Regions from separate parts of the Homo sapiens genome. Here region 2 is linked to region 1. A link is an interaction called in ENCODE POLR2A ChIA-PET data of the cell type or tissue named here. Cell type or tissue: Panc1. All regions are shown on one strand. Each heading gives the region's core, and the rest is flanking DNA. Links, peaks and the distances in the headings are about the cores only.

Evidence for each region. Peaks named below come from ENCODE experiments on the same cell type or tissue, not always from the same donor. Only the 100,000 strongest peaks of a DNase experiment are listed, where the experiment ranks them.
Region 2: POLR2A ChIA-PET joins it to region 1 with 5 read pairs; 1 of 35 experiments calls an interaction of 5 or more read pairs at or near these places.

What each region holds. Positions count from the first base shown.
Region 1 is chr5:124,165,006-124,169,410 of GRCh38, forward strand. All of the region lies in intron 4 of LINC01170 (long intergenic non-protein coding RNA 1170), which reads right to left. Among named protein-coding and RNA genes, the nearest start is that of LINC01170, 270 kb to the right of the region's middle. In Panc1, for the core only: no CTCF peak of the experiment used is centred there; no DNase peak of the experiment used is centred there; H3K27ac peaks cover 207 bases.
Region 2 is chr5:124,679,172-124,683,576 of GRCh38, forward strand. The region is part of intron 3 of ZNF608 (zinc finger protein 608); the gene reads right to left. Among named protein-coding and RNA genes, the nearest start is that of ZNF608, 65 kb to the right of the region's middle. In Panc1, for the core only: no CTCF peak of the experiment used is centred there; no DNase peak of the experiment used is centred there; H3K27ac peaks cover 3,502 bases.

The DNA of each region.
Region 1 (4,405 bases), core at 88-4,087:
GAAACAAAATGGAAGACTGAACATACTGTGAAAAGAATGTTACAAGTGGTGGTTCATGTGCCAGTGGGCTCTGACCCCAGCGTCCTCTAGTTAGGTTATATAGAGGTAAATATTAAGTGTAATATTGAATATTCAATAATGCTTCAATATTGAGTATGGCTTAATTATACATAGCTTCATATTGCATTGTGTATACCAAAACACACCAAAAAATGTAACCACTTTTCTATATAAGCTACCATTTATAATGTAGCTTATGTGTTTCATTATGTTATGAAAATACCAAAGATACTTAGAAGTGGAAAAGCATATAAATCAGAAATGTTATAGGTAGTCAATAAATGTTTGAACAAATAAGTTAATACCTAGACTTTAATCATTTGTCATTCAATAAAAATGTTATTTTATTGAAATTATTTGAGCTGTAAGTTCATTTGAATAATTTTTCTTGGTTTTTATGATAAAATTTAATTCTATCTAGTATGTAGGGTACATATTATATTTTATTGATAGAGGAAAAATTATATATATGAATGAAACATTATCATTAACAACTCCATTACTCCATTTTAATACATGATATATTGGGGAATATCATAGGTATACTCAGTTTGGGGCATAGATATTACTTTTATAAAGATAACTTGGAGGCAGTAATGATTGATTTAGTTGGAATGTTTTGAGAAAGCTTGTCCTACAGTAAACTTTTCATAAATTTGCCCTCACAAAAGAGTTAAATAATAGGGAAATGCTTTAAAGTTATGTCAAAGATGGTACTCAGAGTAACCAGATATATGAAAAATAAATCACTGACTCAAGCACATGAAAATATCAACAAGTATTTTGGCAATTAGGTGAACTAAAACCACATCTGGTGATTTTTTTTCAAACCCTGCCTCTTATTTTTATCAAGGTATAAATTATTCACAGTGAAAAGCAAACATCTTAAGTTTACAGTTCAGTGGGTTGCAACAAATGTATGCACCCATATAAGCAGCACCCATACCAAAGAAATTCCCTTCATGGCTCTTTACAATCAATTTCCTCACCCCTCATGCAGAGGTAATCACTTTCCGGATTTCTATCACCATAGCTTCGTTTTAACAGTTCTAGTAATTGGCTATAAGCAATTATATTACTTAACAATAAAAAGAAATGAACTATTAATAGGCACAACAACATCGATGAACCTTATGATGAGTGAAAGTAATCAAGCAAAAAAGAAGTACCTACCATATTATTCAATTTACATACAATTCTAGAAAATGAAATTTTCTAGAAATGAAAACAAATCTTTAGTGATGGAACTCAGATGGCTAGGTGTCTGGAGACCAGGAAGATCCGAGAGAGAAATTATAAATGGGCATAAGAAAAATTGGGGGGGCTTATAGATAAGTCAAAATGTATCAAATTGTACACTTCATACGTAGTTGATTTTGTCAATTATATCTCAGTAAAGCTGTTTAAAAATTGTAACTCCCAATGGCAAATCAGTTTGCTGGGTAAGAAAAGATCACTTTGCAAGTCACGCTAAGCTTTTATCTTTAATAAGTAATTAAGCTTTCATACAGATTTTTTCAATTTGGAAAACATTTGAGCATGTTATCTTCAAATATTTTTGCTAATGCCAATTCTTTTCTCTCCCTTTTCTGCAATTCCAGTTCCATGTATGTTCGATGTTTTGATATTGCCACACAATCAAAAGATCGATATGGTTATTTTTAATTTTTCCAATCTCTTTTTTCACTCTGTGCTTTGGTTGGTTTGTTTCTGTTGACTTATCTGCAAGTACAGTTATTTTTTTTTCTGATTGTCCAATCTGTTGTTATAACCTCCAGTAAATTTTCCATCTTCTCAAATTTCTATTTGAATTTTTATAGTTCTCATTTCTCTACTGTGAACCGCTATTTGTTCATATATTATATCCATCTTTACCTTAAATCTTTGAAAATATTTATAATATAGTATTAAGATTCTTTTGGTTCCCAGAAATCTCTAAACATTTTTTCAGCACAAGTTATAAAACAATTGTGAATGCATGTTATTTTAGTCTGAGTAAATAGCTCTTTTATTTAATGTTTTATGTAATTTTGATATACTCCTCAGAGCACAAACACTGAGCTCTTTAAACACAAACCCTTTCTACACAGGTTTATACAATATTTTGGACATATGAGATGTACACTGGATCTACCATTAAGAGTTCTGTTAGAACCACCATCACTGGAAGAAGGAATTTATTGATCTACTAAACTTTTCAATGGTTTCAATCTCATATTCAGTTACATATGTTACTAGTTGACCCATTAAAATAAGATGGCAAAAAAAACAACTCAACCTTTGGAATAGTTTTTTTTTCTCTTTAACAAGTTGTATATATTGTCTTCTGTCATAAATAAAACAAACAAATAAATATAATTGAGTAATGTCTTATTCCATATTTGTTTTAATCTGATACTTCACTCTAAATTTTTTTTGAGCTATAATTCACACAAAATAAAATACACATATCTTAAGTGTTTTGCTTAATGATTTTATAATTATATATCTCCACCTAACAACCACCCAAATAAGATATAGAACATTTTCATCAACCTAAAAATTTTCCTCATGCCCCTTTTCCAGTTAGTTTACCTTCTCCCAAAGGTAAGAAGTTTCTGATTTCTATTGGCATGGAATTCTTTAGCATCTAGCTTCCTTCAAACAAATAATATTTTTGAGGTTTGTCCATATTGTTGAGTCAGTGAAGACTTTATTCTTTTTTATTGTTAAGTAGTATTCAATTGTACAAATACATAACACTTTTTTATCAATTTTCTGATTGTTAGACCTTTGTATTGTCTTTAAATTTTGCTATCATGAATAAAGTCTCATATACATCTTTCTATGGACATATTTTTTTCTCTCAGCTGAATACCTAGAAATGGCATTCCTTTGTCATAAGATAGATACCAACTTTCTTACGCTTAGTACTTGTGTGATACATCTTTTCCCACTCTTATTTTATTTTAAGTTCTGGGATACATGTACAGGACGTGCAGGTTTGTTACATAAGTAAAAGTGTGCCATGATTGTTTGCTGCACCTATCAACCCATCACCTAGGTATTAAGACTTGCATGCATTAGCTGTTTATCCTGATGCTCTCCCTCTCCCCAGCCCCCTGACAGGCCCCAGTGTGTGTTGTTCCCCTCCCTGTGTCCATGTGTTCTTGTTGTTCAGCTCCCATTTATAAGTGAGAACATACAGTGGTTTTCTGTTCCTGTGTTAGTTTGATGAGGATAATGACTTCTACCTCCATGCATGTCCCTACAAAGGACATGATCTCATTCCTTTTCGTGGCTGCGTAGTATTCCATGGTGTACCACATTTTCTTTGTCCAGTCTATCCTTGATGGGCATTTGGGTTGATTCCATGCCTTTGCTATTGTGAATAATGCTGCAATGAACATATGTGTGCATGTATCTTTGTAGTAGAATTATTTATACTCCTTCAGGTATATGCCCAATAATTTTTTCCACTCTTTTAAATTTAACTTGTGTTTTTAGATGTTGTAGAATGTTTCTTATAAGCAACATGTAAATAGGTTTTGCTTTTTATTATCTTATAATTTCTTTCTTTCTAATGGAGTGCTTAATGCATTTACATTTAATATAATTATGGCTTTGCTCAGTTCAGTTTAACACTGCTGTAGGCTCCTTTGAAAGCTCATTGAAAATCAACTGACAAAAGGCAGATTAACAGGAGAAAAGGCATTACAAAAATTAACATGTTCACATGTGCATGAGAGTCATACAAAATATTAAAACTAAAAGAAAGGGCTAGATTGATTTTGCTTTTATACTATCTTGAGCTTACAGGAAAAATAGGGGCTAGGAATATGGCAAGGAGAGAGAAAAAGAAAGGCATGGGGCAAAGATGATCTCGTTATGTAGATAAAACCTCACAGGTAGCAGCTTTCAGAAAGAATAGATGGGGAAGCCTCTGGTTAAGTTAATCTTTCCTAGGTCTGAATAAAGGGGAGCGCCTCAGAGAAAGCCTGGCTGTTTATTTCACTAAAGTAGATTTTTCTGTACAGATGCAAATCTCCTCCACGAAAGGCAACTTTTCAGGGCTATTCTTGTTTGCAGGACCTCGGAATAGCCATCTCAAAATATGGCAAAGGAGTGTATCTTGGGGTGAAATATGATAGAGTTTTTTAAAATTCAATTTTATCTACTTCATTGACTTTTTAGCAATGCATTCATGTATCACTTAATAACAGGAACAAGTTCAAAGATACACATCATTAAATGATTTTATCCTTGCACAAACATCATAGAATTTACTTACATATACCTAGATGGTATAGAATACTACCCACCTAGGCTATATGATATAGCCTGTTGCTCCTAGGCTACAAATCTG
Region 2 (4,405 bases), core at 232-4,231, 510 kb after region 1:
CTTCAGTTTACTGCCTGTCACCTATTTACTCAACTGGCAGAACAGCACGGACTCCATGCAACAAGCTCCCTCTGGGTGCCTGTGTAGGACTTGAGCAACATGGGAGGGAGCGGGGACAGAAGTGGGAAGATTGTTTTCAGTCAGGTTGAAGTCAAGTCATGAGTTCACTTGACTTCTCCTTCCTTCCCTTCCCTTCCTTCCTTCCTTCCCTCCCTCCTTCCTTCTTTCCTTTCTTCCTTCCTTCTTTTCCTCCCTCCCTCCCTCCTTCCTTCCTTCCTTCCTTCCTTCTGTCCTTCCTTCCTTCAGACAACACATATTTATTGGTAACAGCCAATGTGCTGGGCACCGGGGCTACATACATGGACAAGAGAGAGAAAAATCCCTGCCTCAGAGTAAGATATCAATGTGATATTTAAAATCACCTTTTACAGTCTCCACTCAAGGAAGGCAAGCAAGTACCTGTTATTATTCTGAAGTAGGTAGACTAAAGGAAAAAGCACCTTTCTAGGCTGAGAAGAAAAACTTGAAAATACAGGTGACTGAATGTGCTTTGGTTAAGATAGCAGAGTGCTTTGGAGCTCTGGGGAATACACCCTGCCCCGTGGCTTGGTGTTACCACAGAACATAGCAGTGTACCTTGGTTTTAAGGAGGTGTCTTCCATGCATCTGTCCCTTGTAGAAGGAAAGTGCTTATGAGATCTGTCTTTTCCTAGGACTTTGATTCTTAGAAGTGCAGATATTAAAGGGCTGGTCAACATTGAAAGAATTTGTGAAAAACCAGCTTGGCGAACAGCTCATGTTGATAAGTAAAGATAAAAACAGAGCTCAAGCCCAACATAATGATCTGGCAAGGACCTATAAGGGAGGGAGGTAGGGCTGGGTTAGGGGGACTCTGGCCATTCATATGCTGCTGTTTTAAGTCCCAAGCTTATAGTCTTCTGAAAACCAAGCATCGCTGAAGCCACATTTGAAAAAAAAATAGGCCAAGCAAACCACAATAATGATAAATTAAATGACTAGATCTCCGTAGAAGGATAATTATGATGGCACATTCCATATTGACTGAAATTATCTCTATTTCAGGTCATGGAATAAATAACAGCTATGAAGAAATTACAACAAAGAAATGTAAAGCTCTAAAAATTTTCTTATTTGTAAAATGGGGATATTATGGCCACAAAAAAAAAAAAGGAAGATTTAAGTCATAGTTTATAAAGTTTATATAATGAAGAGTGAATCCTTCACTCTCTTTTTTTCCAAAATTGGCACCAAGAAAGTTGGCTGCCAGCTGATCAGTGAAGCCTTTTCGGGGAAAACTGATAAAAGCAAGAGAAAAGGAATATGGGAATTGCAACTCTACAGAAATAATTGATCCAGGTCTGCCTATACCATCAACCAGTTCTACTGAAGCATGTAGAATTTCAAACTAGCTTCTCAGCGCACCACTCATAGAAGCAGACAGCCAACAGTCATAGGCATTTGAGGAAAGTCTCCAACAAAAAATACACATGACAAATCACACACATAAACAAAAAAGAAACTTAGACGAATTAAAAGCAATGCTGACAATAAAAAGAAGAAATTAGAAAAGCTAATTAAATATCTTCAGAGAAATGAGGAGATGCTTCATTCATGAAACTAGAATAGAAGGCTTTTTAAGAGAGCAATGCCAATAACCAAAATAGAAAATAAAAAGCGCTTAGAAATTAAAAACTACATGAGGGAAATGAAAAAGCAAAGATAAATTTGAAAAACTCTCCAGGCAGAAAATACAAAACGCATATAAACCAGAGTTTTGAAAAAGAAGGAGAAAGATCAGAAAAGAAGATTGGTAGAGGAGGTTCAACTTCTACATAAAATGAGTTCCAGAAAGAGAGAGCATGGAAATGGAAATTAATCCTTTCTAAAGAAATACATCTATAAAATTTCCAAAACTGCAGGACTTGAGTTTTCAACAAGAGGACCAAGCTCAGAACAACAGATTAAAAAAAGAATCCCAGGCCAGGTGCGGTGGCTCACGCCTGTAATCCCAACACTTTGGGAGGCCAAGGCGGGCACATCACTTGAGGTCAGGAGTTTGAGACCAGCCTGGTCAACATGGTGAAACCCCGTCTCTAATAAAAATACAAAAAAAAGTTAGCTGGGCGTGATGGTGGGAGCCTGTAATCCCAGCTACTCAAGAGGCTGAGGCAGGAGAATCACTTGAACTAAGGAGGCGAAGGTTTCAGTGAGCTGAGATTGTGCCACTGCACTCCAGCCTGGGTGACAGAGCGAGACTCCATCTCAAAAAATAGAAAAGAAAAGAAAAAAAGAATCCTAGCAACTCCGGAGGCTGAGCTGGGAGCATCACTTGAGGCCAGGAGTTCAAGACTACCTTTAAACTCCTAGGAAGATCCCATCTCTACAAAAAATAGAAAGAAAAAAAATTGGCCTAGCATGTTGGCACATGACTGTTAAGTCCCACCTATTTGAAAGCCTGAGGCAGGACGATCCCTTGAGCCTGGGAATTTGTGGCTGTAGTGTACTAGGACCATGCTACTCACTCTAGCCTAGGTGAAGGAACAAGTCCCTGACTCTAAAAAAGGACTCATGCTAAAGGATGGCATTGACATATGTCAGAATACTGGAAACAAAGAAAAGATGAAAGTTTCTGGGGTGGAGCAATAGGTATCAAATACAAGATCTGAAATCAGGAAGGACATTGGACTCCTCGGAGACAACACTGGGGAGCTCAAAGCAAAGGAGCATAATCTCCAGAAGTCTGAAGAAAAATGATTTTCAACCAAGTCTTCATGTGACCCCATTATCAATCAAGCATGAGGGTAGACAGAAGACATTTTTACGCGTTACATTTTTTAAGCATCTGAGCTTTCAAAATGTTGACTTCCCATGAATGCTTTTCTTTTCTTTTCTTTTTTGAGATGGAGTTTCGCTCTTGTTTCCCAGGCTAGAGTGCAATGGTGCAATCTCCTCTCACTGCAACCTCCGCCTCCCAGGTTCAAGCGATTCTCCTACCGCAGCCTCCCCAGTAGCTGGGCTTACAAGCGCCTGCTACCATGCCTGGCTAATTTTTCTACTTTTAGTAGAGACAGGGTTTCGCCATGTTGGCCAGCCTGGTCTCAAACTCCTGACCTCAGGTGATCCTTCCGCCTTGGCCTCCCAAAGTGCTGGGATTACAGGCGTGAGCCACTGTGCCCGGCCTACCATGAATCCTTTTTTAGGAAGCTATTGGAAAATGTGCACCACGAAAATGAAGGGATGGACCAAGAGAAATGAGTCAGGAAATAGTGTATCCAACATAAGAGGCAATGGCATCTTCAGAATGGTATACAAGAGATATTTCAGATTTTTATAGCTATGAATAATGCCTAAGCAATCAGTCCAGATTGGAGAAGGTCAGAAAACTCTGGGAGAGACTATCCCAAAAGATAAAACATATAGAACTTATACTTGGTGTATTTCAATACACCCAGAAGCAATTTATAATTCTGGCATGACAGTTGATGGTGAATCAGTGTGGATGCACAGAACACTAAGCAAACAAAAAAATAAGTTATTAACTTGTGGAAAAGAGTTGGATTAGAAAAGGTAATCATAGAACATGACTGTGCTGTAGTCATAATGTAAAAACTGAATATTGGCCTAACCATAATTACTTGTGGTGGGCAGCCTCATAATTACTTGTGATGGCCCCTAATGACCACTGCCTCTTGGCATTCACACTCTTGTGTGATGCCCTCCCCTGAGTGTGGGCTGAACTTACTTATAACGAACAGAAGTAATGAGCTATCATTTCTAACATTAAGTTATTCCAAGACTATGAATTCCATTTTGGGTGCTCTGTCTCTCTCTCTCTCTCTCTCTCTCCCCCTCTCTATCTGATCTTGCTGGGAAGCAAGCTGCCATGTTGTGAGCAGTCCTATGGAGAGGCCCACATGGCATAGCAAGTCAAATTGCCCCGTGAGGAATTAAAGCCTGCCAAAAACCATGTAAGGAAGCTTAGAAGTGGCTCCTTCATCTCCACTGGATGGGGTCTTCAGCTGACAGTAGCACCTGCCTACAGCCTGATTGAAACCTTCTGAGACAACCTGAGCCAGAGGCACCAGCTAAGTTGCTCCCAGATTCCTGACCCATGGAAACTGTGGGATATGTTTGTTGTTTTTAAGGTACTATCATCTAGAATAATGTGCTACATAGCAATGAAGAGCTCATAACTCATAATTATATTGGAAGTATGGGTGGTGGTAAAATATATTTGTGTTGGGGGAAAGGGTGAGTAAGGGAGCTAAATCATCACCTTCCATAATAAAAAGTTACTATAAAATACCTAAAACTGAAAAATAAATCAAGAAATATCCACATAAACATGTGTTTTCAAAATATAGAGGAAAATGCCAGTTCAAAG